Regions from separate parts of the Homo sapiens genome. Here region 1 is linked to region 2. Evidence: chromatin contacts called from ENCODE Hi-C or POLR2A ChIA-PET data. All regions are on one chromosome and are shown on one strand. Each heading gives the region's core, a stretch centred on a gene start or an enhancer-like site at or near the end of the contact. The rest is flanking DNA. Distances are from core to core; before and after follow the strand shown. Region 1 holds the start of CDK4 (cyclin dependent kinase 4). Region 2 holds the start of ITGA5 (integrin subunit alpha 5).

Region 1 (2,700 bases), core at 201-2,700, 3.3 Mb before region 2:
TCTTATATTCTCAGCCAGATGGTTAAGGAAAACAGAAGTTAGAGTGGAAGGAGTGGCAAATAGGGTAATAAAATGGCTTTAGATTTTAGACAAATTCTCACAAATGAGACACTAACCGCTTTCCTCCTTTACTCCCATACCCCCAAAGGGCTGGGAGATAAAGACCTTGGAGCCAATAAAACAAAGTAGGAGAAATCTACTTGTGTCTACCTAGGTGTCTGGGCAGAGGCCATTTGGGAACAAGTGTGTTCTGGACAGTGCTAAGTGCTAAGAAAGCGGCACTAGGGAAAAAGAGGGAAGCACAATAACTCCAAATGAGTAGTCACAAGGTTTGCAGAAGGGGGCATGTCATTTTCATTCATTGTGGTGGTCTGGAGGGTGCAGGGGGTGTGGTGGTAACTTTCTTGCACATGTGCAATCCTGTATCCGTCTTATATATGATGTGATAAATAATATCATATACATACATATATACATAGAAGCATATATGCACACATACAAATATCACATAATCATAGAACCTTCCTACTGGAAAAAAAAAAAAAACTTAAAAGGTCAAGTATTCCTGTCTCCTGCTCATCAATAACTTCTCTGCCAGATGGCCTCAGGTCTTTGCATTAACACTCCCAGGGAGGTTTGGAAGTTGGAAAAGTGAGAGGATTACCTTGTCACTGAGCCTGTTGGATTACTGTATTAATCTGCCTTCCGTCATCCTTTAATCGTAGTTTTGCCCTCAAATGGGCATTGTTTACTCCCTATTGTAGAAGACCCCATTGTTGGCTACATCTTTATAGATAGTCGTACCACTACTTTAAAGGGCCAGTGACAGACACCAAAAACAAAATAAAAACCCACATACACACTGGAAGCAAGCACTCAGTAAAATGTTGTAGAATTAATGAATGAAACAATGACACAAATGAGAGTATGTTTTCTCATGGTGGAGCGAAAAGGTGACAGCATCACCTCTGGTACCCCAACTCCCACCCCCTCCCCAATGCAGACAGGCTGAAAGACCGGTAGTGAGACTGGAGTTCAGCCTTCAGACCGGTAGTGAGACAATCCTTCAGCCGGGAGTTGGGCTCTGGGTGGCCTAGGTTGCCATGGCACCGCCTCGGGCTCCACCCTCTCTTGTCCCCCTCACCGCTCCCCCCCTGCAGCGGGGGTTGTGGCAGCCAGTCACGTGCCCGCCGCGTAGCCACACCTCTGCTCCTCAGAGCAATGTCAAGCGGTCACGTGTGATAGCAACAGATCACGTGGCTGCCATCGCCCCTCCGCCCCCTTACACTCTTCGCCCTCCTCCCAGTCGAAGCACCTCCTGTCCGCCCCTCAGCGCATGGGTGGCGGTCACGTGCCCAGAACGTCCGGCGTTCGCCCCGCCCTCCCAGTTTCCGCGCGCCTCTTTGGCAGCTGGTCACATGGTGAGGGTGGGGGTGAGGGGGCCTCTCTAGCTTGCGGCCTGTGTCTATGGTCGGGCCCTCTGCGTCCAGCTGCTCCGGACCGAGCTCGGGTGTATGGGGCCGTAGGAACCGGCTCCGGGGCCCCGATAACGGGCCGCCCCCACAGCACCCCGGGCTGGCGTGAGGTAAGTGCAGTCCCTTCCCAGGAATGAGAACCAGTGCCCGCCCCCCTCACAGCTTTCCACGCGTTCGTTTCGCGAGCTGGTTATGGAAGGGTCGCTCAAGGGCGGGAAGTGGGGCCTTTGTGGTCATGGGAAAGTATAATTTTAGGGACTGAGGTGTAGGATCTTCGATGCAAGGCATGTGTCATGTGTGATCTTTGTGCGGGGCGCGATTGTCCCAAAGGAAAAAGCGTTTTCTATTGCAGGGCCTCACGTGGCTGGAGGGGTTGGTATTGAGTCATTGTGTTATCTCTGGGGCCGGCCCCAAGGAAGACTGGGAGCGGGGGATGGGATGCTGGTGGTGTTCTTTGCGCTTTTTTTTTGGGAGTCCCTTTGTTGCTGCAGGCTCATACCATCCTAACTCTGTAAGCGACTTTTGGTGATAGGAGTCTGTGATTGTAGGGTCTCCCTTGATCTGAGAATGGCTACCTCTCGATATGAGCCAGTGGCTGAAATTGGTGTCGGTGCCTATGGGACAGTGTACAAGGCCCGTGATCCCCACAGTGGCCACTTTGTGGCCCTCAAGAGTGTGAGAGTCCCCAATGGAGGAGGAGGTGGAGGAGGCCTTCCCATCAGCACAGTTCGTGAGGTGGCTTTACTGAGGCGACTGGAGGCTTTTGAGCATCCCAATGTTGTCCGGTGAGAAGGTGGTGGAGGGTTGGGCGTGGGGAGTAAAGGGAAAAGACAGCCTATAGGTGGGGTGTGATGATCTGTAGAGAAGTGGGGACCCTGAGGAAATAATGAGAGGCCATGTTGGGTTAAAGGGGATTGAAAAGTGAGCATTTACTCTGGTCAGGCTGATGGACGTCTGTGCCACATCCCGAACTGACCGGGAGATCAAGGTAACCCTGGTGTTTGAGCATGTAGACCAGGACCTAAGGACATATCTGGACAAGGCACCCCCACCAGGCTTGCCAGCCGAAACGATCAAGGTGAGTGGGGTTGGTAGGCATTGAGAGGTGGATTGGGACCTTTGTAGTAGAACCTTCTGGGATTTCAGGTATGGTGCCTAGTTTCCAGTGCATCTGTACCTCCCCTTTGAAACTAGGATCTGATGCGCCAGTTTCTAAGAGGCCTAG
Region 2 (2,700 bases), core at 174-2,673:
CTGGAGGAAAGAGACTGAAAGGACTTGTAGTCCCCTCCCCCAGACTAAGATAAAGGCTAGAATCCTGAAAAGTGATCTCATCACACAGAGCCTGAGCTTGGGGAAGAGGTGGGCAGGGGGTCACTGCCTTCCCTTTCTAGAGTCCCTTCCTCTACTTCCACAGGGGAATCTGGGAAGAATGGGGTCCTGGCTTTCCGCTCCCATTGTTTTTTTGGTTTTTGGTTTTTGGATTTTTTTTTTTTTTTTTTTTTTGGATACAGTCTTGCTCTGTCACCCAGGCTAGAGTGCAGTGGTGCAATCGCGGCTCATTGCAGTCTCTGCCTCCTGGGTTCAAGTAATTATCCTGCCTCAGCTTCCCGAGTAGCTGGGATTACAGGTGCGGACCACCACATCTGGATAATTTTTGTATTTTTAGTGGAGATGGGTTTTGCCATGTTGGCCAGGCTGGTCTTGAACTCCTGGCCTCAGGTGATCTGCTCACCTCGGCATCCCAAAGTGCTGGGATTACAGGTGTGAGCCACCGTGCCTGGCCAGAGCTCCCAGCGTTTACAGCCATTAGGAGCTGAAGGTTGGGTCCCTTTGCAAGACTTTCCACCACCACCACCACCTCTCACAATTCTCCAGGTTTGTAGGAACCCGGCCAGTTTAATCAAGCAGGTACTGAGGGGCCAGCCACTCGCAGGCTTTTGGTCAACTGTCAGATCCAAGGAAGGGGCTCAGCAGAGGTTTACATACCCTAGGACCAAGAAGGGGGCAAACTGGAGCAGAATCCTCCTGATGAATGACCCCAAACTCCTGGGTTTTCAATACTAGCAAGCTTGGAGGAGGAAGCAGCGGAACTTGAGGAGCCCGTGTAGGTCCTCTAGCAAGCTGACTGCGAACGCTGTCTCTGTACCTCAACTGTTGTGTCCCAAATCCAGCTGGCCAGAACCCAGGCACCCGGCGGCCCCGGAAGGCAAGGGGGAATCCCAGTTGGCCGGACGCCAGAGGAGTCTCCTGTCTCTTTAGACCCCAAAGTCTCCTCCCTAAAGCACTGAGGGAGACCCCACACACATATACAGGCTTCCTCCGCCCACCAGAGGTGATTCCTTTCCTCATTAGGAAATTCTCCGCTCCCTTTTCCGACTCGTTTTCCGAGCGTTTACGTTGTACATCTGGAAAGGAATGGGGAGGAAGGAGGGGGAAGCAGAGAGGAGGGGGAAGAACCCAAACCCGCCCAGTCTAACCCAGTCCAGACAACCGGCTTCCAGCTGGGGCTGGGGAAAGGGGGTTGGAGGGGTGCGCCCCCCCCCCACGCCCCTTAGGGGTGGGGGACGCGGGCTCAGAGTTCCAGGGACCCAGGAATGCCCCCCCGCCAGCCCCCTCGGCAGGCGGGGGGAGGGCTCAGCCGGGAGTTTGGCAAACTCCTCCCCGCGTTGAGTCATTCGCCTCTGGGAGGTTTAGGAAGCGGCTCCGGGTCGGTGGCCCCAGGACAGGGAAGAGCGGGCGCTATGGGGAGCCGGACGCCAGAGTCCCCTCTCCACGCCGTGCAGCTGCGCTGGGGCCCCCGGCGCCGACCCCCGCTGCTGCCGCTGCTGTTGCTGCTGCTGCCGCCGCCACCCAGGGTCGGGGGCTTCAACTTAGACGCGGAGGCCCCAGCAGTACTCTCGGGGCCCCCGGGCTCCTTCTTCGGATTCTCAGTGGAGTTTTACCGGCCGGGAACAGACGGGTGAGTGAGGAGGGCTGGAGACGGGATGGGGGTGGGGGAGCCGCCTGGAGACTGGGGGCGCGGCTGGGGTCTGGAGGGGACCAGGGCTTAAGTTTGAGGGTGGAGTTTGTAAGGAATAGAGCTGCAGTTGGGGGCCCTGGCTAGAGTTGGGGGCCCGCGCTGGAGTAGGGAGGGCACCGTGGCGGGTGAGGAGGGGCCCTGGCGTTTGAGATCAGTGGGGAGACATGTGTCCGGTGGGGAGAGGACACGGAGCTGGAGAAGTCTGGGCAGGGGTCTCCGGGCCAAGGGAGAGGAGAGCGCGTGAATGGAGAGCTGAGGGTCTCTGGCTGAAGTCTGTGGGCTGCTGGGACCTGGGGCGGGTGGGGGCGCAGAGGGGGCGCAGAGGCCGGGAAGGGCTTTTGGGGGCTCCAGGAGACCTCGGGATCCGTAGGGGCCATTGTGCGGCGAGAGAACGGGTAGAAGCCGAATGAGCTACGTGTAGTAGGAGGAAAGTCAAAGACTGAGGGGGTCGGAAGGTTAAATGGGGGCCAGCCTCATCCTCCCCTCCCCCCTCAACTCAGACCGGGGAAAGACCCGAGAGAGGACGGCGGCTCCCTCTCCTTTCTCCTCTGTCTCCTACTCCTCCCTCCGCCCCCAATCTCTGTTCAGGCGAGGGGATCCGAGAACTGGGGGCGAGTGCGGGGACCCTGGCACTGGGGCCCTGGGGCTGGGGGCGAACTCAGCCAAGGGCGGGTGCTGGGATGTGTCGGGAGGGGTGTGTGCGCGCGTGAAGGGGGGTGGGCGGTTTCCCTCTTCCTCTGGCTCTTGGGAGGAAGAGAAAAGCTGGTTTCCTGTAGCTGGTCGGCTGGAGCTGTGCTGAGACCGGGACTTCTGGGGCTGGGGTCGGAAGCTGGGGAGACGGGGGCTCCGTGGGGCCAAGAACGTCAGAATGAAGGACTCAGGACCCTGGAAATCTCAAAGGAGGATCCTTATTCCCAACTCAGCACAGTGAT

The links. Hi-C counts contacts between places; a loop is a spot of excess contacts on that map. ChIA-PET counts read pairs that join two places held with the same protein, here RNA polymerase II (POLR2A). Pooled maps may share reads with other maps.
Region 1: a loop to region 2 is called in a map of naive thymus-derived CD4-positive, alpha-beta T cell, with 4 times the contacts of the local background. The contact joins the promoter of CDK4 here to the promoter of ITGA5 in region 2. A Hi-C loop is called at or near these places in 1 of 168 maps with a recorded cell type or tissue (naive thymus-derived CD4-positive, alpha-beta T cell) and 4 of 50 pooled maps. POLR2A ChIA-PET finds 5 or more read pairs at or near these places in 1 of 52 experiments (CD4-positive, alpha-beta T cell).

Annotation. Positions count from the first base shown.
Region 1 is chr12:57,751,060-57,753,759 of GRCh38, reverse strand. It overlaps CDK4 (cyclin dependent kinase 4), which reads left to right and starts at 1,450. Exons shown (of 8, transcript NM_000075.4): 1 at 1,450-1,585; 2 at 2,024-2,260; 3 at 2,418-2,553; 4 at 2,670-2,700. The coding sequence starts at 2,043. RefSeq lists silencers at 1,001-1,120, 1,351-1,430, 2,161-2,300 and an enhancer at 1,091-1,824.
Region 2 is chr12:54,417,989-54,420,688 of GRCh38, reverse strand. ITGA5 (integrin subunit alpha 5) reads left to right here and starts at 1,423. Exons shown (of 30, transcript NM_002205.5): 1 at 1,423-1,708. The coding sequence starts at 1,491. All of the region lies in intron 2 of GPR84-AS1 (GPR84, ZNF385A, ITGA5 and GTSF1 antisense RNA 1), which reads right to left.